Regions from separate parts of the Homo sapiens genome. Here all the other regions are linked to region 1. A link is a loop called in an ENCODE intact Hi-C map of the cell type or tissue named here. Cell type or tissue: B cell. All regions are shown on one strand. Each heading gives the region's core, and the rest is flanking DNA. Links, peaks and the distances in the headings are about the cores only. Region 1 has its middle 6.7 kb from the start of TRC-GCA11-1. Region 2 holds the start of LOC124901771 (a long non-coding RNA gene). Region 3 holds the start of TRS-AGA5-1 (tRNA-Ser (AGA) 5-1).

Region 1 (7,354 bases), core at 837-5,836:
CCTCCCACATTCAGGTGATCCTCCCGCCTCAGCCTCCTGAGTAGCTGGGACCACAGGCATGAGCCACCAAGCCTAATTTTCTTATTTTTAGTAGAGACATGGTCTCATCTCACTACGTTGTCTAGGCTGGTCCCAAACTCCTGGACTCAAGCAATCCTCCATAGGCCTCCCAAAGTGCTGGGATTATAGGTGTGAACCACCGCGTCTGGCGTATACAAAAAAATTTCTGCTAGGTGTGGTGGTTCACACCTGTAATCCCAGCACTTCGGGAGGTCTAAGGAGGAGGATCGCTTGAGCCCAGGAGTTTGAGACCACCCTGAGCAACATAGTGAGAATCTGTCTCTTAAAAAAAATTCTGTATATATTTTTCGATTTGGATGATAGTCATCACTATAAATCACATTAATTTTGTCAAAAAGTAAAGACACTAAGTTGGTTCCCATAGTTACCCCCTGAACAATTTAATAATAATGACTGTCCAACTAAAATTTGTATTATTTCTTTCCCACTTTAACCCAGTGGTTCCTTACTGTGTCTTGAATTAATCAATGCCTTACCAAGCCAATTTATCCAGTGATGCATTCTGAAATAAGTTTGGGAAAAAAAAAAAACCTCAAATGTTTCAGAGTGCTGCTAAAAAAGCAAGTCAATATTCAGACCAATTTAAGCCAGTCTCTGGTGTGTTTAATTCATACAGTAGACAAATTGAGAGAAATAGACACATTTTCCTTGCCCAAATTGTTGCCAGCTCTTCAGAGTCTTGAAACAAACGTTAATTGCATACAAACATGCTTGGGTGTTCATTTTACCAAAAAGATGAACTCTTATTAGTATGTAGTAATCACATAACAGAATTCCAGAATCTTATTTAAAATTCTTTGCCCCCAAATGAAAATAGCGTTTTTTTCTGGTTGTAGAAGGAATTTCTATGTTCTAAACAATAAAAACTTACAATTGAATGAGTCCCTTATTTCTCCAAGAGAAGGTATCAAGTCTTTTCCATAACTATGGAAGAAATCAATTTTAACCACCCAGTATGAGGACTTCTAACCATCTCCACCTGTGAAATTACTTGGAAGAGTTCATCCCTTCTCTGTAGAACTAAATCTGTAATATATTTTAGAATCTCTTTCAGATTCAGGACATGAAATCTTTATCAAATTTATAATGGTCAGCCAAATTTTTTGCACTTCATCTGTCAGTGTTTTCAAGCTTTCGTTTGTAGCCTCCGGAATCCCTTGTTTAAATAAAACAATTTTCAGAAGCTAAATATGTAAAATAACTCGTGCCTTAAGAGGCTGGAGAGGGAGCCAAGCCTACCTGCTCTGGCGCCCCCGTCTTCCCAAACTCCCCCTGCGCTGAGGGGTCTCCAAGGAGGAAGCTCACTTCAAAAACCTCTGCCCTGGGCAAGTCACCAGGGCTCCTTTTCTCTTGCTTCAACCTTTCCTAGCCTCAATCCAAACTCTGTATGTTTAATTTATCCAGTGACACACTCCATGCTTACTTAATTCTTTGATAGAACAGTTTCTTAGTTTTATTTTTTTTCCTTGTGGGATATGCATGCTTTCCTATTCTCTATGCGTTACTTGGCAGATGTTCATATCAGAAAATGGTAAGTCTCTATAACCTTGCCAGTGAAATCCAGAGAGCTAACATCCACTGAGAATCCCTGGAAGGCCGGGGAAGATAGCAGGACAGATGTCTTAAGCCCTGTGAGAAAGCTACAAAGACGTCTCCCCCGCCCCAACCCCCATGTTATTTTTACAGCAAACGCTTCCACGGTGAAGGCAACGGGAGATTCAGGTGCAAGGTGCAGCCTAGCAAGACCCCTGGCCACACACGCATCACTGCGGGAGGTTGGAGGGTCCCCTCTACCGGGCTTTCCAGGGCTTGGCGCGTGCTCGGAGCGTGCACTCAGCGGCCATTGTGTGTTTGATTTTTCCCAAGGGCAGGGCCGGCTTTTGTTCATTTCGCGCTTGCTCCAGAGTCTGGCGCAAGGTCCTCAGAGGTCCTCAGTGCACGCGAAATGAACGGATGAACAAGCCACAGGTGACAATGTGCGGGAAGAAACACGGGTACAATCCCAAATCTCTGCCCAGCTGGGATGGAGATGATTTTCTTCATTAAACCTGATCCAACACCTTTAAACGCTATCACTTAAAAATGGATTTTATCATTCCTTCTGATATTTCAGCCCCAATATTAGGTAGAGTACCCGGATCACTGCCAAATCCTCTTACCACCGTTGCAGGTGGCTGGTGTGCGGCAGAAATCCTGCTCCACGGCCCTGCCCTTTGCAGCAAGGTCACCCAGCTGCCTGATAAGGAGTCCAGGGACGGGCAGCAAGCGGGACTGCGGGGAAAGCGCCGGGCACGCCGCGTGGCACCCGAGGCCCGCCCGCCCTTCCTGGCTGGGTATGAACACCAGCCGCGCCCGCGGGCGGCGACCCCGGGCTTCCTCTCGTTCAGGTCGCCTGGCGCGGCCGTGCCTTCCTGCTTCCCTACGGCAGCGGCACACCGGGACCTTGGGGAACCGGGAAGGGGCCCTTCCCCAAGCCAGGCCTCTGGCCCATCCAGGTCCCCTCGAGTCCCCCCAGCTCACCCAGAGCTCAGCGGGTCCCGTCCTCGGTCTCCCCGCCGGCCTCGCGGCTCCATTGCTGCCGCCCGAGAGGCCCTACGCGAGCTCCTAAAACCCTGCGCCCTCCATTTGGCGCCTGTGGGATGGGGCACAACCGTGTCGGTCTCACTGGTGCTGTGAGTGCAGCTGAGAGCCAATGGAGCAAGGACTTAACACAAACGATTATATTTTTATTTTAAAGATGTATTTATGCGTCTCTATCCATATTTTAAATATGCACATTTTCTCGATTACATTAATTTTGATGACTTGACTTTTAGACGTTCCTCTGCCTGGGCGTTTTTTCTCCCGTCTGATGAGAACGGGAGCGCGCTGCTGGGTGCCCGGCAGGGCGCGCCGGCGGCCCACGGGCTGCCTCCCGGGCCAGCGCCACGTCGGGCCGCGCGGGGCCGCGCGCTGCCCCCTGCCGGCCAGAGGCGAGGAGGCCCCGGAGGCCGCGGCGCCCTCACCTGGCCGCTGGCGGCCGCTCTAGGAATGCGCGCGGCCTTCTCGGTGGTGGCGGCCGCCTCGCGCCAGAGACCCGCTAGTCCCGACATCCGAGCCCCAGCCCCGCCTGCCAGCCGGCTGGCCCTTAGTCGCAGTGCGGGAGCCGCCCGGCCGCAGCCCCGAACCAGCCCTGGTTAGCAGGAGCCGCTGTCAGGTTGCTTTTCTTGCACACACTGGCCTGCCGGCCAAGGCCCCAGCAAATCCCCGTGCAAACACAGTTGGTGCAAACACAGTTAGTGCAAACAAAGGTGCGGCCGCAGGAATCTGAGAGCACAGGAAATATGAGACCTACCCCACCTCGAAGGCTCAACCCACGGCACAAAACAGCACAGAAGACCCGGAGGGCCTTGGGTCCCAGAAGGAGAGGGGACTCCGTGAATTGACCCCGAGCTTTAGGGTTGCTCAAGCTTCTTCCCGGGCAGCCTGCATTCTACCCACTTTTCTCGTTGTGCAGATGAGGAAACCAAGGCTGAGGCCCAGCTCCTGGCCGCTCGCTGTGTTTGTCCCATGCGGAGGTGGACCTGGAGGCGCTCTCTCATGATAGGCTGCACTTTTTTTTTTTTTTTTTTTTGAGACGGAGTCTCGCTCTGTCGCCCAAGCTGGAGTGCGGTGGCAGGATCTCGGCTCACTGCAAACTCTGCCTCCCGGGTTCACGCCGTTCTCCTGCCTCAGCCTCTCGAGTAGCTGGGACTACAGGCGCCCGCCACCACGCCTGGCTAATTTTTTATATTTTTAGTAGAGACGGGGTTTCACCGTGTTAGCCAGGCTGGTCTCGATCTCCTGACCTCGTCATCCGCCCGCCTCGGCCTCCCAAAGTGCTGGGATTACAGGCGTGAGCCACAGCGCCCGGCCTGCACTTTTTTTCCTTGATATATTTTCAAATGTCTGCCTAGTTTTTTCCGAAGACTAAATTCTTTAGCCCAGGCTGCGGTGGCCCCCTAATAAAACAAATGCCATGCAAAGACTAACCTCCTGGAGTGGAACTGCCTGGTCCAGGGTACGAGCGTTTTCTAAGGCGTTTGAGGCATAGGGCCAGACGATCCTCCCGCAGGTCGGCCGTCTCCCCTAGTTCTGTGTGGGGAGCAGGCAAGGAAGCCCCGCTCTGTGGGCCGGTGGGAAGGCTGGCAAGCACCCGGTGTATTTGAGTGACGTGTGCCTCCGTGTGAGTGATGTGCAGGCGGCAGGGCCTCTGTCCTATTGTGGGGCCTCACTCTTAACGGATTTGAATGCTGTGGGAGCACTGGGCGGCCAGGGAATCTTTTGAAAAGGCAAATTTGATCATAGTCCTCTCTTGCTTGGGAGGTTCCCCATTGCTCTTAGGGTAAGGTCCAAAATCTTTCAGGACCCACTAGGCCCTGCCTGCCTTCTCGGCCCTGTCCGGGGTTGCTGTAACAAAGTGCCACAAACTGGTTGGCTTTAAACAACAGAAATGGATTCTTGCAGTTCTGGAGGCCAGAGGTCCAAGATCAATGTGTGGTCTGGCTTGGTTCTTACTGGAGGCTCTGAGGGACACCGTCCCATGCCTCTCTCCTGGCTTCAGCATTGGATGCAGTGCGCCAGCGGGCACTTGGCCTGCTCCCTTTGTCTCCTCTCTTCTGATGAGGATAACAGTCATATTGCACTGAGTGCCCACCCTGCGCCAGGATGACCTGGTCTTAATTAACTATTACATTGGCAATGACCCTATTTCCAAAGAAGGTCACCTCCTGAGGTTCTTGGAAGGACATGAACTTTGGGAAGACCCTACTCAGTCCACACAGGCTGCCTCCCAGACTCCAGCACCCTGACCTTCTCTCTGCTCTTGGCACCCCACTGCCTCAGGCTTCACCCATGCCGCCCAACTTCCTGGGCTGCTCATCTCCCAACTAACGTTCCTTCCTCCTGCACGGTGTTGTGGAAATGTCACTCCCTCAGAAAAGGCCTCTGGAACACCCCAGCTTAGGGTAACTGTGGTGCCCACTCTCCCCCTTCCCCTTTCTAGGTTCACAGAGCTTAAGACAGTTATCATTGAAGTGACACCGAGTGACAGTGGATGTTCATGTGTGCCTCCTCTACCTAAATCTGCTCCTCAGGGGCAGAAACCAGGTCGGCTGGATGAACAAGAACCTTAATTGCATGGCCGAGGAGGCTTACAGACTGACCTGGGAAGCCTGTCTCCACAGGACAGGCCCGAGGTGATGAAGACCTGTGCCAAGCCCAGCACAGAGTCTCTGAGGAAGGGCTCAGAGATGTGGCCCCTGCACATGGGAGGGAGATCCAAATCCAGGCTCCACTCTCCCTGGGATGGCACAGTAAATAAATGCCACCTCCTGACCCAGCTCACAGGGCCCTCTGTGGCCTGACCCCACCTCACCTCCACCTCAAATCACTGTCCTGCTCTGCCCCCTCTGCTGCCCCACACTGGCCTCATTCTTGCTTCATCCTGCCAAGCCACTTCCAAGTGGGTCACTCTACCCAAGGCCTGGGATCCACTGCATCCAGAATTTTAGTTATTTTTATCTACTTATTTTTTGAGACAGGGTCTCATTCTGTCACCTAGACTGGAGTGCAGTGGCACTGCAGCCTCGACTCTCCAGGCTCAACTGATCCTCTGGCCTCAGCTTCCCAAGTAGCTGAGACTACAGGTGCATGCCACCACGCCTGGCTAATTTTTTAAAAAATCTTTTGTACAAATGAGTTTTCGTTATGTTGCCCAGGAATGGTCTTGAACTCCTGTGCTCAAGCAATCTGCCCACCTCAGCCTCCCACAGTGCTGGGATTGCAGGTGTGAGCCCGGACATGCATCCAGATTTTTCCTCACTGGCTTCTTATCATTCGGATTTCAGCTCCAATCATCGTTTCCTGACCATCCCTGTTGTCTTCCATCAGAATACCATGCTTTATTTTCCTGTAGTGTTTTCAATATCTGTGATGTTTTCATTCATGCATTAGTTTGCTTGTCTGTCACACTGCACCTCTGGGAATATAGCTCCATGGGGCCAGGGCTGTGTTTCTTGGCCTCGTTCACTGCTGAGTCCTCAGTGCCTAGACTAGACCCTGGAACGTAGTGTATTTGTTAAATGACTGAATGAGTCACTTAGTCCCCCTGAATCTGTTTCTTCAGCTATAAAATGGGAGCAGTCTTAACTATTTCCTAGGATATAACAATTGTACCTGCCTCAGACAGCTATGAGGATTCTGTAGGATAGTGTATATGAGCCTCCAACATAAACACTCAGCACACATGAGCCATTATTTCTATCTCAGATTCACCCGTCCTCACATGGAGAGGGCAGGACTGGGAATGAGGTGGTAACTCTTTCAGATCCCAGTGTTCAGCTCTCTGTTCTTCCAGTTATCCAACCTTTACTAGAAAAGATGGAAAAAATATAGTATTGTGGAAACAGCCCTGGACTTGGACAGAGAGGTCTTGAAATTGAGTTCCTTGGAAATTTTCTGAGGCTGTGTCCTCATGTGCAAAATGGAATTAATTATTCCTATAGAAGCATAAATGAGGCCAGGCATGGTGGCTCACACCTGTAATCCTGGCACTTTGGGAGACTGAGGCAGGAGGACTGCTTGAGCCCAGGAGTTCAAGACCAGCCTGGTCAACAGAGCGAGACCCTGTCTCCAACAACAACAACAACAAATCCAGATGATGTGGTGGTGCAGCAGGCCTGTAGTCCCAGCTACTTGAGAGGCTGAGATGGGAGGGTCGCTTGAGCCTAGGAGTTTGAGGTTACAGTGAGCCATGATCACGCCACTGCATTCCTGAGCAACGGGGCAAGACCTTGGTTCTTTAAAAAAAAAAAAAAAAAAAAAGGCACTTGAATGAGTACGTTATGTGTAAATTATAATGCACTTATTTCCCAAATTAGCATTCCTTGGAGTCTTTTTTGTCTTATCTAGGCAATTACGTACTAATTATGTCAAAAGGAAATGATATTGCTTGTAATTACTAGAAGAGATATGCTTAAATTTGTAATATTTATGGGTTTTTCTGATTTTCAAAGTGATACATTTTATTGCAGAAAATGTGAAGAATATAGAGGAATATAAAGAAAAACATTCTGAAATCACCCATAACCCCTATATTCATGCTTTAGTCTTCACATGTGTGCCCTGGAGCAAACAGTGCACGTGAAGGGCATCCTCACCGAACTGAGATGCCCTTAGGTGGGTGATCCAGGAAGCTGACAGGTAGGTGGCTTCCTAGAAGGCCACGGAGAGGACCTGTGCCAGTTCCACGCAC
Region 2 (7,354 bases), core at 1,519-6,518, 320 kb before region 1:
CAACTTTCCCTGGGGGCTACACCCATAAACTAATGAGCTCAGATTCAGTCATCCCTGCCAGAGAGTTCACAAGCCCCCAGGTGATCCTAGCTGAGGAAGGAGAAACCCCTTTTCCTGCTTCGGGACTGGACAAAAGCAGAAACCTCTCTTAGAGGAATCCAGCCAGGGGAGGCAGTGCCTCTCCTAGAGGCCATCAAATTGGAGTGCCCACCTTGCAAAGATGCATCTTCCCATCCCAGATCTCCAAGAGGAGTCAGTCCAGTCCTAGAGGGACTTGTCCCAGCCTCTCATTTCAAGGACAAAGACCTCCTATACTGGGTTTACATCCCCAACCCAGGAGTCTTTGAAATACTGATGGTTAGCAGAGGGAGAGACGGAGGAAATTCAGGTCTGGTAGAAACAGATCTTGTTTTCTCCTGGCCTGAAAGAGCCCAACCTGCAATTCTCAGGGCCTCAGCACCTCCAGACAAGGTTTTGGAGCCCACCTCCAAGCTTGGCTTCTCCCAGCAGGAGGAAGAACCCTTTTAGACATCCATTGAGGAGGTGTCCAAGAAGCTGCTCAATTCCTCCATCCCAAGCAAAGCCATCTTCTCCATGATCCTGGACTCCTGGGGCTCATACTCCAGCCCAATCATGAGGATTTCAGCCCAGTATGAGCCCCCAGAGTGCCTATGGCCTCCTGCCAAACTTCCCAGGCTGACAGATCTCAGCACTACTCCACCGAAGTGGCCTCTCTTTGACTAGATCCACCAGCCCCTCAACAGAGAGCCCTTAACCTTGCCTCTGACCCCTTCAGCCAAAGCTGAGACTAGAGTGAGGAAAGCAAGGTGCCAGGGCACAACATTTAAGGAGATGCTCTTTCCTGGGGCTGTGTTAGTGACTTGGCAACTGTTCCCATTATTTCTAGAAATCTAAAGCCAAGCTCTCCTGAGCTACAGGTTTCTGGCCTTGAGCTAGCCCCTAACAGAAGGTCTGGCTCTGGATCTGATCAATAAGAGTGTCACCAAGACCCTGCTGGAAGGCTGTTCCCCTGCCTGGCGGACCAACCATGGCTCCAGCAGCTGTCCCCACCCAGCCCGGCCCTTCCCTTGCTGCTCACGATGCTCGATATTTGGAGCACTTGGGTGGCTATGCAGTCCTAGGAGCAGTGCAGCCCCTGCATCCTCTGGGAGAACAGCAGCCAGGGCTGTTCGACTCCTTGTGGCAGTCGAACTCCTTGTGGTGTCACCTTTCCTGCCTGTGCCAAGACAGGAAGTCACCCTGAATTGCCACTGGGCCTTGGCAAGCAGCAAGACCCGGCCCTAGGTCTTTGCCCCGCCTTGAGCACCCCAAGAGGCTCTGATTCCTCTGTGCTCCCTGCCAGGAATGAAGGGATAGAAACCACAGAACAAGGCTAAGAGGGCAGAGGGACCAGCAGTCTCTCCTCTACTTTGTTGACTGACCCAGGGCCCATGTAAATAGTGGACATTCTCCAAATTATCCTTTCATGTAAACTTACTTTCCTTTCTTAGATCCTTGTCTCAGGACTGCCACGAGGTGGATGGGGTGACAAGGGGTTTTGGTTACTTCTGCACCTTGCTTTTATTTTTAATTTTTTTTTGTAGAGATGGGGGCTTGCTATGTTGCCCAGGTTGGTCTCGAACTTCTGTCCTCAAGCAATGCTCCTGCCTCAGCCTCCCAAAGTGCTAGGATTACAGGCTTGAGTCACCAGGCCCAGCTGGCACCTTGCTTTCAGATCCTGGAGGAGAGAAGGGCTGCAGGCATGGTTTCTTCCAGGTGAGGGACCCAGCTCCTGGTGTCTTCACTACAGGTGCCCAGACAGGGAGATCTGCAGGTTGGGCCGTGTCCCTCTTACTTTCTCCCCACCCGTTCATGTTTCCATGTCAGCTTTCCTGCCTGAAGAAATTCTGGTCACATGTCTCTCAGAAATGGGTCGACAGTTGAATTCGGGTGGGAAGTAGGAGATGGGCCAAGAGTGTGAGTTCTCTGGTGCACCCCATTAGATGTTTCTCTCATCGAGTCCCTCACTCATGCCAGGGAGATGAGCAGCAATAGAGAAGGCCCAGATCTGGCTCTCAGCTGACCACGTGCACACAAGCCAGCCTAGGAAGCTACTGTAAATCTCTGCCAATAAAATCCAGGGTGCAATGCTGGGAAAGAGTGGGGTGTCAGAAGTTTTTATGGGAAAAAGTTATTGGGTCAATGATATATGTTTTTACTGCCTAGACTCTGGGTCTGCATTTATTCTTATACAAAGTTGCAACATGCACCAACTCAGACATTGTAAGACTGTAAGAGATTCTGAGGAAAACAAGTACATATTATAGCTAGAGAGACCAGCAGGATGCTCAGGGGCGACTTGTCTACCATCCCTCCCCCTCACCATGTTGAGTAGTTGACTGACTGATCTAAGCTTCAATTTCCTCCTCTGCAAAATCAAGATAAAATTATACTTCCTTTGGTTGGTGCTAGAATAAAGTGAAATAATGCATAATAATGAAATAATATGGCATAGTGCCTGGCACATTCTGGATGTAAATATTAGCTAAAGTCAGTTGAAAAACACTAAACCTTAATTTATAAAAGTGGTCAAGGGCAGGACTGTTCTCAAATCTTTCCAACACAGGTCCTTATTAAATGTCATTCTTGTGATTAGCATATAATAAATTCTCAGTAAGTGTTAGTTGCTGTTGCTGTAGTTAGTAAACAGAACAGCTCAGGCAATGTTGGGTCAAGTTAGGGACTCGCCACTGCCAGGGAGAAGTAAGGGATCTGGCACGAAGTCAAGCCAATGTCAAGGAAACATTCCTGGAAAATACATGGTTTGCTTTAAGAGTCTAAATGAGAATGTGGTCTCTCTCTCCAAATATTTGCACACATTGGCACAAAACTTCAACATTTTACAATTATGCTTTCAATGGTCTTATTTGAGCCACACATTCAAACGATATTTTCTTTCTTTTTTTTCTTTTCTTTTTTTTTTTTGTGACGGAGTTTCGCTCTTGTTGCCCAGGCTGGAGTGCAATGGCGCGATCTCGGCTCACTGCAACCTCCACCTCCCGGGTTTAAGTGATTCTCCTGCTTCAGCCTCCCAAGTAGCTGGGATTACAGGCATGTGCCGCCACGCCCACCTAATTTTTGTATTTTTAGTAGAGACGGGGTTTCACCAAGTTGACCAGGCTGGTCTTGAACTCCTGACCTCAAGTGATCTGCCCGCTTTGTCTTCCCAAAGTGCTGTGATTACAGGATGAGCCACCGCGCCTGGCCACAATATTTTCAAGGTACAAATTCATCTTGGCCAGGCATGATGGCTCACACCTGTAATCCCAGCACTTTGGGAGGCCAGCGTGGAAGGATCACTTGAGCCCAGAAGTTTGAGACAGACCTGAGCAACATAGCAAGACCCTGTCTCTTTAAAAAAAAAAAAAAAAAAAAAAAAACCCGGCTGTGCGTGGTGGTGCACACCTGTAGTCCCACCTACTTGGGAGGCTGAGGTGGGAGGATTGCTTGAACCCAGGAGTTCCAGGCTGCAGTGAGGTATGACCATGTCACTGCACTCCAGCGTGGGTGACAGAGTGAGACCCTGTCTCAAAAAAAAAAAATCTCACATCAGACCTGACAGGTATATGAAATCCTAAATTGGGACGTGATGTTAAAGTTCATCTGGCTCTCATCATTCACTCCCTCCAAGTAGGAGTCCCTTCCACAGCCCCACAGGTGATGTCCTCATCTGAACCCAGCACCGCTGCTCGTGGCTGCCTCTCTGGAAGCCTGTGCCAGGATTAGGCACACACCTGATTCTCTCGGCAGTGGGGAACCTCCGAAGGAGGCTGCCCTTCCCCCACCTTCCAGCATGGTGACTGCAGAACCAAGCTCTGCTGTAGAAAGAGAGCTGGTAGCAAGGCGTCTCTTCACCCTCTGTCCAGTAATACACACAAGGTGGCTTCATATACAAGGCAGCGTGGGATCTCTGAGGAAGCCCTTAAGGTAATGTTCGGGAGTAGGAAGGTGGGCTTCACGACTTCTGTTTTCCCTTCAGCCCCCTACGGGGACCAGTTGCAGCCCTGAATTGTCATTGCCTCTCTTTCCCAGCAGATGGCGCCGAGGCGCTGGAACGGAAGCCCCTTTCCTTGACCAGCTCTCCCCTCCGAAATAGGGATTCCAGAAACGCAGGTTCCTGCCTCTCTGCCCGAGGTCTGGCAGAGCAGGTGGTCTCAGTGTGGTTTGATGGAGGAGCAAAGGCATTCCAGATTCAGAACAGCTTCCTGTTCTGCTCACAGCAGCCTCAAAGTCGATTGAAAGTTTCTGGCAAAATACAAATTATTTCCTGGGAGGAGGTAAGAGAATGGATTAATTTACTTAGTTTCCTAGTTGAGAATTTCCCAAGGTACTGGGACTCAGAGCAGATGTGTCATTATTGGTGGGGAGGGGAGGTAAAGGAAAGTCTGGCTCGATTATTCTCAGCTGCGACCCGGGACTGTGGCGGGGCTTGCACACACTCACAGCTCCTTCTGGAGACCTCCGCCCGCTTATCTTTGGGGGCCTGTGGTCCCTGCCTGGCCCACTGTTCTGGCGAACTGCGGCCGCCTAATGCAGTGCCACCAGCCTGCTGAGACGTACAGTGGCTGCTCCCGGGCTCCTGGCACTCTGAAATCTGGCATGCAATAAACGCATGCTGCCTGTGGAAGGCAGACAGATGCAGAAGTTCTCTGTGGTTAGCAGGGGGAATGGCTGGGAGGCAGCAGTGGTAAACTCTGATTGTTCTACAGTTTTGCCAACAAGAATGGTTCTCAATACGGGCTGCATGGCAGAATCTCCAGCAATTTATAAATATACCAATTGAATGTGTACGTTTTTGTATATTGTATTTTAATAAAAAGTTTATACACGCATACATATGGCTAGATAGATGATAGATGCCAACTCCATCTATCAATCATCTCATTCTCCATGAATGAGAATCTGTACAGGTGGGGCCTAAACCTGATTTTTTAAATCTCTCTCAAGTGACCCCAGTTTGCACTCAGGGAAGAGAACTGTTGCTCTATGAACTTCTCCATCATCTTAAAGATCCATGTCCAGATTACCACCAAGCCAGAATCATTTTTAAAAATTTTAAATGGAGGGGATGAAGGAGTGTCTGAGGACATGCAGGGTCAACAGAGATGCCCTAGGGCAATGCCCTGTCTTCTGTAACAAAGTGTGACTGGCCTGTTAACACGGGAAACTGAAGCATGGTGCTGAGCCTGAGGTGTTGATGGTACCAGCTCATGGTTTCTACTAGAATCCAAGGGTCCAATAATAAACACTTGGAAAATTTCGATGCATTTATTCCAACGCCTTCACTGCCTTTTTTTTCTTTTTTTTTTTTTTGAGACAGAGTCACACTCTGTCGCCTGGGCTGGAGTGCAGTGGCACAATCACAGCTTGCTGCAACCTCCACCTCCTAGGTTCAAGCGATTCTCCTGCCTCAATCTCCCAAGTAGCTGGGATTACAGATGCACACCACCATGCCCAGCTAATTTTTTGTATTTTTAGTAGAGATGGGGTTTCACCATGTTGGCCAGGCTGCTCTCGATCCTGGCCTCAAGTGATCCACCCACCTCAGCCTTCCAAAGTGCTGAGATTACAGGTGTGACCCACCGCGCCCAGCCCACTCTCTGTCTTAAACCCAAAAAAGAGTGTTATTCAGAGATTCAATCCAGGTTTATTGAACCCCCACTATGTAGCTGATCCAGTGTTGATGCCAGATATACCATATGTATTTGCCTCATCCACAGAGCTTACAGTTGGGGGCTGGTGGGTGTGGGGGGCAGACATTCAACAAAGTAACACACAAATAGATGCTGCAGATTACTAATTTTTATAACAATCTATTTCTTCCTCCCTGATTTGCCTCAGACACTGACGAATCTAATGTGAAGGTCCAGAGTTCAGTGTGCCTCTCGCCCTGCATGTTTTGGGGCCTTCCTTAGCTCTGAAGCCAGAGAATCCCAGCTCAAACTCACCTAGCAACTGTGTAGCTTTGAGCAAGTTTCTTAATTTCTGTGCTTCAAGGAAATCACAAAAAGTGCTCAATAGTTCTCTCCACATAAATCTTTTTTAGATTGATTCCTGGGCTCTTGAGTTTTTTGTTACTACAAATAAAATCTTTAAAGTAATACTTTCTAACTGTTGGCTGTGGGTATATGTAAATATAACTTAGTTTTGGTATACTGGTTTTTAACACTTCAATATGTCACCATTAAGCATATTAGCTATTGATATGGTTTGGCTGTGTCCCCACCCAAATCTCATCTTGAATTGTAGCTCCCATAATCCCCACATTATGGAAGGGACTCAGTTGGAGGTAACTGAATCATGGGGGTGGGTTTTTCCCTTGCTTTTCTCATGATAGTGAATAAGTCTCATGAGATCTGATGGTTTTACAGAGGGCAGTTCCCCTACAGTCTCTTGCCTGCCACCATGTAAGACATGCCTTTGTTCCTTCTTCACCTTCCGCCATGATTGTGAGGCCTCCTCAGCCACGTGGAACTGTGAGTCCATTAAACCTCTTTTCTTTATAAATTACTCAGTCTTGGGTCTGTCTTTATTAGCACCATGAAAATAGGCTAATACAGCTATCATCTTTTTTTTGGTATATAATCCTCATCAAATTAAGAAATTTCCTTTCTCATCCCAGTTCACTTGGAATATTGATGGGTGCTGGCTCTTATCAAGTGATCTTTCTGCAGCTATTGAGATGATCATGTGACTTTTCCCCTTTAATCTATTATTGTGGGTTACCACTGGTGATTTTCAAACGTTGAAACCATTCTTGATCGACAAGATGAAGCCAACTGGGTAATGATGTTTTACTCAGTAAAACATTTTGTGTATTGCTAGATTCTCTTTGGCTAATATTTTGTTGAGTATTTTTCCTATGTACATTTTTTGAGATTAGCCTGTAATTTTGTTCTCTTGTACTGTCCTCAAGTTTTGGAAATTTCAAGATTATGCCAGTCTCGTAAAACGAGTCAGAGAGTGTCCCATATTTTTCCATTCTCTGGAATAGTTTGTATATTATTGAAATAATTTCCTTTTTAAATGTGAGATAGAACTTACTAGTGAGGCCTTTTGGGCCTACAGTTTCTTTTCTTTTTTCTTTTTTAGATGGAGTTTTCTCTTGTTGCCCAGGCTGGAGTGCAGGGACGTGATCTTGGCTCACTGCAACCTCCACCTCCCGGGTTCAAGTGGTTATCCTGCCTCAGCCTCCCAGGTAGCTGGGATTACAGGCGTACGCCACCACACCTGGCTAATTTTTTGTATTTTTTAGTAGAGACAGGGTTTCATCATGTTGCCCAGGACGGTCTTG
Region 3 (7,354 bases), core at 734-5,733, 180 kb before region 1:
CATGGTCTCTTGACCTACAGTGAGAGTAAGATCTCAGTTGAGCCTGGGCACCAGTTGCTGGGAGGCAAAGACTCAGATACCAAAATCATTTTCAACTGGCTAATGTATGTCAGCAAAAACTTCAAGACCATGTGTGGATACAGATTGTTGGAGTACTTCATAAAGTAGAAAGACTGTAATTTTAAATGAGCCTGAATTTTTTATTAGGAGTGTACCCAGTTAAAATTCTATTTAAGATACCATAGCTAGAGCAGCTGGGATAAAACTGTTTGCTCCATTGGTGGATCTAACCCTGGATTCACAGGAGGCCAATTCTAAATGCATTTGAGATACTAGGAATTTCTTGCTATAATGTAGAAAGAATCCATACGCTTCAGGGGGTAGGTAAGTTAGAGTGGATTTATCACGTGTGACTTAACCTGGCTTGAAAAATACGTAGGTGTGTGGAGCTTCTACATTCGTAAAAAGAGTTCTGGTAGCTGTTGTCTGTGGACAGAGATGCTGGTGGGAGGGATGATAGTGGAAAGGGAGCCCCTGATTTCAGTGGGGCTGGGAGGATTCTAGGGTGTCAGAGGCCAAGCACTGTGATATTTTAACCCAAAGTGAAGTTTGGGTGTTATTCCGTGGTCTGTGCCACACAGGTCTTGGCTGTGACTCATCAGTGGTAAGGATTTTCGGCCTGAGAATGGGGAGCCCATCGTGGTCCCCTAGACGTGTAGACCTGAACTACCACCATAGCTGGCACAATGGAGGTTCCTGACCTCTGACCCATTCCCCAGGTCTGAATCTGCTCAAAGAACCTGCCTCCCTTGATGATAGGGAAGCCAAGCTTGAGAAAAGGACTCTGCCAAAATATCCAGTCACGGACAGTGAATCCTTCTGCCCGATTTCCCATATTAGGCCCTTCAGCTATTTGCCTGGAAACTACATGGAGGAGTGGGAAATATCCACATAATTTGGGATTATTGGTGGCTCTGCTGCATCTGTGAAGCTTCTGGAGATCCAGTAATTTGGGTAACATCAGAATATCCCAGAAAAGAACACATCCTGCATCTTGCTTTGTTTAGCTACCACCATCAGAGGGGGCTCGAGAGACCACAGTTACTACGCGCGGTGTGCTCCTTTCACCCAAAAGGCTACAGACTGCAAGGTTTTCATCACATAATAATGAGATGAGCCTTAGGGGACAGACCAAAAGGTTCCAATCGGCTTGCCCGTTACCTATTCTTATTTTTATTTACTGATTTTGGAATCTGACTCCAGCTTCCTTTCCCTTGCTGGAGCCCATGATCTGTATCTGTCTGCGTGGAGGAGAGAGAAGAGGTTGATGGTTTCAGGTCAGTCCTCTGGGTAGTCCCAGCTGACTTCCTCTATCATCTCGCTCCTTGCCCACAGTCTCACAGAGCCTCCCAGAATCCTGCTTTTCCCCAGTCCTTGGTCTGGGTAGGCCAGGGTGTGAGTCTGCAGCAGCCCCAGATGGGAAATCCAGAACCTGAGGGCCCAGAGCCAAAGTCCAGGGTGCAGCACACTAAGCTCAGAAATCTAAGCTCATTAGATTTCTCATGCCCATTGAAGGCGGGCATGAGACTGTGGCTGTTTCAGGTTCTCCTGTGCCACAGTGGAAGCTGGGTGCTGTGGAAAATACAGCAGGACTTAGAGACATGGCCCAGCCCTCTTCGGGATCACGTGGATGTCCCTAGGGAGATTTTGGACTACTCTGCAAAAGTGCTGGAGTGGTACCCAGAGGGCTGCAGTAGGCAGAGGTCTGTGTCTTACAAACTTTAAAGTCCATAAAATCATTTGAGGACTATTGAGTCTGCACTTCAGAGATGCTGTGCATCAGGGATTAGATAGGCTGTGTCATTTTTCCCCAAGTGGGTGGATTGGGTGGAGCTTATGACCCAGGACCCACTTTGGTGATTAAAAGTAAAACAGGGTAGGGGGCACCTGGATTTGAACCAGGGACCTCTTGATCTCTAGTCAAATTCTCTACCCCTGAGCCATACACCCAGTCATAGGAGGACAGTGTAATTAACACCATTTTCATGTGTCGACACACCAAGACCAAGACCCAGCTCTGCCGGTTTGGATGTCCAGGCCAGTTCTGTTTCTCTGAACTCTGGCCTCCCTCCTGTCACTAATACTTCTTTCTCCATCATCACTTCTGGCTAAGGTCACCCTGGTGGGCTTGTTGACCTTTATAAATGGAGAGACCCTTCAAGTCATCCAGATAATTCTCTTAGTAGCAATTGTTGAACATCATGTGAGGTGTGCTAGGCTGGGGACAGAACTGTAACTAGGTGACACCACCTTTCCCTGCACTGAAAGGAGACCCAGTGGCTATGTCTGGAGACTTGTATTTGACATAGAATACTGTTCGTGATAATTTGTCAAATGAAAAGCAAATTTCTTTTGTTAAAAAAAAAGATACTCAAAAAATAATAGTCTTTTAAAAATGTGGCACATACACACCATGGAATACTATGCAGCCGTAAAAAATAACGAGATCATGTCCTTTGGAGCAACATGGATGGAGCTGCAGGGCGTTATCCTTAGCAAACTAACACAAGAACAGAAAACCAAATACTGCATGTTCTCACAAGTGGAAGCTAAATGATGAGAACACATGGACACAGAAGGGGAACACTACACACTTGCACTTGAGGGTGACAGGAGAGAAGATCAGAAAAAATACATATGCATAGTACATGGCTGACGAAATAATCTGTACGCCAAATCTCCATGACATGAGTTTACCAATATGACAAACCTGCACGTGTACCCCTGAACCTAAAATAAAGTTAGAAACAAAAAGATTCTCTACAGAGTACCACTTATAGGAATTTGTCCTTCAAAAATATTCCTATAATTGCGTGAAGACACATATATGTGGAGATTCATGGAATGCAGTTTTTAAATTCCTAACAGCAAACACTGGAGACCATCTAAATATCCATTGGCAGGGAATTGGTTAAAACCAGGCTTTGTCTCTTACCCTGGAGGGGTTGAGGAGAAGGTGAAGATGCAGAGAAGCAGAGGATGCTGAGGGGACTGTGTACCTTGGTCTTCTCAGTCAGGTAGAAAACAGGTCATCCAAAGAGAATAAAGGAGGTAGGGTGGGAATCATTACTTGGGAAGAAGGGCAAAGCGTGAACCAGGCACTGTGGGAAATGGAGAAGAGGTGAATTAGAAAGGAATAGAATCATTGCTCATTAGAGAGAGGCACTGGTTGAGGTGAAACTGGTGTAGACTTGCAGTGGGACCATTTGCCTGGCTGTACAATTTACTCCACCAAAGACTGGCGCCCCCAGAGCAAAGGTGGGAAAGGCCAATGGCGAGTGTATCTGCGGAAGCAGAAGGGCCCATGAGGGTATACAGACCACAGGCCAAGCCCTCAAAGGAGCTGGAATCATGCTGAGAGGCCAAACATGGGGTCCATAATAGGCAAGCAGATAGCTGAGCCCCAAGGTGGCTCTGGGGTCTTGGGAACAGAGAGAGGTAGACAAGATTAAGGTCAAAATGAGGATAATGAACCGTTTTCTGTAACAGTAAGTACATGTAAACATCAAAAGAGGTGTCATTGAAGGAGTTTTCTAAGATCTGGAAAGGGAACAAGTGATGATCAAGTTTGGCAATGAACGTTGAACAACCAAAATAACAAAGGATTATAGCAAAATGGAAAGAAGCAAACAAACTAGAAGCTTAAAAGCTACCACTTAAAAGTCCACAGCTAGGTGGTCCAGGCATGGCTTTCCATAGGGTCAAGAACCCGAGTTCTTCTTTCTGGCTGTCTGGCCGGCTTGGCTTTCATTCCAGCATGCCATCACCCACATTGGCATCTCATCGACCTCCCAGGCAGCAGAAAGATGGAAAAGACAAGTCTTTCCTGTAAGGACACCCATCACTTTCACCTGCATCTCATTGACCAGACTACTGCCTGTAGCCTCACAGCTCCAAGAGGGTCTGGGAAATGCAGATTTCCTTCTGGGAAGCCGTGTGCCCAGCTGATAACCAAGAAGCACGGTAGAAGACACTAGTGGAAAATGCTGAATCTGTGCCTCACTACACCCCTTGAGAGCCGCCGTGAGTGGAGTTTGTGAACATTCTTAGAGGCAACAGGATGGAAATCTCAAGAGGCCTTATCATTGGAAGCATATTGCCATGGTGTTTTGACATTCCTGAGGACAGAAGGAGAGGGCGGTGAGGAAAATAAGATTGTTAGCCTGGTTCTAAAAGTGTCCACTGTTTGTGGAGTCCCGTATGTCAGAGAAGACATGAATGGTGAGAGGAGGGAGTGGTGAAAGAAGATGGCTTTGAGAGAGGAGAAGCATGGAGAGATGGTGGAGGAGCTGGAGTTTGGGGGCAACGTGGAGAACGAGGCTGAGAAGGTGACCCTGCCCTGTCCCTTCCAGAGGTTGAAGGGGAGGGATGGCTTCAGGGGAAAGCTGGCCTTCAGGTGTACAAGGATGGATAAAAAGGCAGACTTGCAGGGAAAGGCTAAGGAGGAAGGAGACTGTTTACAGAGTAGCTGGAGGGCTGGCGGGCTTGGGTGGAGGAGCTGAAACAGTAATGGGGATACAGGAAGGAGACTGCCCCGAGAGACCGTTTCCACTAATAGAAGGCATTGGAGGGCAGGGACGGGAAAAGGGCAAGTACCCAAGTTCTAGGCCAAAGCTCTAAGTGTTTGTGAAACTGGAACAGCAAAAGCTACTTCTTAAAAACCTTAAGATTTTGTGGGTATCTAGTGAGCGTATATATTTACGGGGTATATGAACTGTTGTGAAACAGGCATGCAATGTGAAATAAGCTCATCATGGGGAATGGGTGCCCATCCCCTCTAGCATTTATCCTTTGAGTTACCAATGCCACTTTTTTTTGGAGGGGTTGGCAGGGAGTACTAAATAAAAAGTTCACATCTCTTGTTAACAAAAGGAATCTACTTTAATGAATAGGAAATTATGCAGCACATCATTGAAAATAAAAGAAGCTCTGTTTTTCAGGCCACTACATCTTATACTAATAAGGAGAGTCACAGGATGCAGAATATTTTCAACTCAGAGGAGTAGAGCAAAGCGCCATTTGCTAAATGATCAAATTAGACAGAGCCTCAAGTGACACTACACTTGACCAGGCTCTGTCTTCAATGCCTGCTTCTCTGTTGTGTTTTCCTGCCATTCAATGTAAAGATAGTAAGACTTTCTTGCTTTGAGATAGTTTTATTACAGGAACATGTTTTTAACCTATCTAAAATATAAACTTCTGTTGTGTACATAAATCTGAATTATTAAATGTATTTTAGATACTTTTTAAAAAGGTTCATAAAACATGATTAGTATAAGGGATACTAAAAATCATGAATTGTGCTTCTGAATTCTATGCTGTATAGCTGAACCTCCATGAATTTTAAGATTTGTGTCAAAAAAGCTATTTGTTCTCTAAAGCATAGAACGCCATGACATCCTCTAGTTTTTGAGATGGTTGATATAATTCAGTGATCCCTTCTGCAGAAGTTCGCCTTTAAAGCTTAACTGTGACATAAAATTGCCGTTGATAATTGGAACATCTGAACACAACGTAGAACTTTTACTTATACTTTAACATGTTGACATTTCATCCTCTGCAAACTGTCTTGGCCTTATAAGGGCTTACTCATTGAGCAATAGATCTTGGTGGTTTGCCTTGGAAATAGAAGACCGGTACTACCCCATCCCAGGCAGAATGACTGGATCCAGAAGGGGTACAACTAGGAAATGCAGAAAGAGGCTTTGTTCCTGGAAGATGCTGTTCTGGTCTAGTTTTAAGTGCTGTCCACATAAGTGTGAAATGAAAATCAATCTTGGGGCCCCCAAATCACTAAGCTAAAGGCAAAAGTCAAGCTGGGAACTGCTTAGGGCAAACCTGATTTTATTCAAAGTCACCGCTCTGCTTGCTTATGAGATAAATCTGTATCAGATTGCCTCTTTTAGAGAGGCTCATTAGAAACGCAAAAGAATGCAACCTTTCGTCTCTACCTATGACCTGGAAGCCCCCTCCCACCTTCCAGTTGTCCCACCTTCACCTGGCATTGTCCCACCTTTCCAGATGGAACCAGTGTACATCTTATACATATTGATTGATGGCTCGTGTGTCCCTAAAATGTATAAAACCAAGCTGTGCCCCTACCACCTTGGGCACAGGTGGTCAGGACTCGCCTGAGGCGGTGTCACAGACGTGCATCCGCAGCCTTGGCAAAATTCACTTTCCTAATTAACTGAGACCTTTCTCTAGATATTCGGGGTTCAAATAAGGATGAATAAGAAGAGGCAGAGTGGGAACAATGCAGTCTTGGGCTAAGGAGGCTTCTTGGAAGCTCTGCTAAAGCGGGGTCTTGCCCTTAGCTGCAGTCTAGAGCCCCCTGGGAAGCTTTCACCAGCCTGGGCCCCACTCTAGATGTTCCGATTTAATTGGTCTGGGGTGGGGCCCGGGAAGTGGCACTTTTACGGACTCTTCAGGTGATTCTAGTTTATACCTGGGGTTAAGAACCACCACATTCTAGCCTCACCATTTGCTGGTTTCAGAAGAAAAAAAAAAAAAAGAAAAATGAAACATTTACCCTAGTGTCTAAGTGTCTAATAAGGAAGAACTTAAAATGTGGGCACCTATGTAAAAATGTCAAAATTGAAAATGCGGAGGGGGCATCTGGAATCAAACTGGTGGCCTCTCGGTCTGCAGTCTTATGCTCTAACCCTGAGCTATACCCCTTCCTGCTGCTGTGGGGGTCAATTAATGCCTTTGACTTGTGCGGTCACACCCAGATGACCAGTCACCTGTGTGTTGCCACTTCACAATGGAAGCTCCTAGGAGCTGCCAGGTCTACCTCAGTGAAAACTCATTGACCTTGTGCATAGCAAGAGGCAGTCCCCGCTCCTCAGATAACCCCCGTGCCTGTGTCTTCCCTGCCTTGAGTCCTTAGTTATGGGCAGCAGGCTGGAAAAGCACTGCCAGCAGCCACTAGAATGGCCTTGAGAGTCATCCTCCAGTAACTGTTTATGGTGGGCACATACAAGAGAAACTTTGTGTGACTGAGGTGTCTGTTCTAAAACACTTAATGACAGAGTTGGGCCTGGCTCTCCTGGTCCAGTGTTCCAACACAACTACAATCTAGGACAGAAGGTGATTCTTCCAGCTTTCACTTCTTCAATTAATATTAATGGAGAATGATAGAGAAGGAGCGACTCCAAGAAATAGTGAGAAGGCGGTAGCTGAGTAGATTTTGGAATCCCCGAAAGCCTTAAGAGGGCCAGCGTTAACATAGTTTCAAGGACCAGAATATGTTGCTAGACAACAACCCCACTTGATTCATTTTTGTCTTTAA

Evidence for each region. Peaks named below come from ENCODE experiments on the same cell type or tissue, not always from the same donor. Only the 100,000 strongest peaks of a DNase experiment are listed, where the experiment ranks them.
Region 2: a loop joins it to region 1, with 23 times the contacts of the local background. A loop is called at or near these places in 2 of 110 quality-filtered maps.
Region 3: a loop joins it to region 1, with 5 times the contacts of the local background. A loop is called at or near these places in 5 of 110 quality-filtered maps.

Annotation. Positions count from the first base shown.
Region 1 is chr7:149,418,199-149,425,552 of GRCh38, reverse strand. No RefSeq gene overlaps it. Among named protein-coding and RNA genes, the nearest start is that of TRC-GCA11-1, 6.7 kb to the right of the region's middle. RefSeq lists a silencer at 2,885-3,134 and an enhancer at 3,266-3,765. In B cell, for the core only: CTCF peaks have their summits at 2,926 and 3,143; a DNase peak (open chromatin) is centred at 3,072; H3K4me3 peaks cover 1,656 bases; H3K27ac peaks cover 1,080 bases.
Region 2 is chr7:149,739,090-149,746,443 of GRCh38, reverse strand. It overlaps LOC124901771 (a long non-coding RNA gene), which reads left to right and starts at 4,144. Exons shown (of 2, transcript XR_007060585.1): 1 at 4,144-4,337; 2 at 6,432-6,570. RefSeq lists an enhancer at 4,009-4,538. In B cell, for the core only: CTCF peaks have their summits at 3,906 and 4,106 (motif pointing right); DNase peaks (open chromatin) are centred at 4,083 and 4,593; H3K4me3 peaks cover 1,029 bases; H3K27me3 peaks cover 1,600 bases.
Region 3 is chr7:149,603,032-149,610,385 of GRCh38, reverse strand. It overlaps TRS-AGA5-1 (tRNA-Ser (AGA) 5-1), which reads right to left and starts at 2,010; the gene lies at 1,939-2,010. It also overlaps the pseudogene ZNF767P. In B cell, for the core only: no CTCF peak of the experiment used is centred there; no DNase peak of the experiment used is centred there.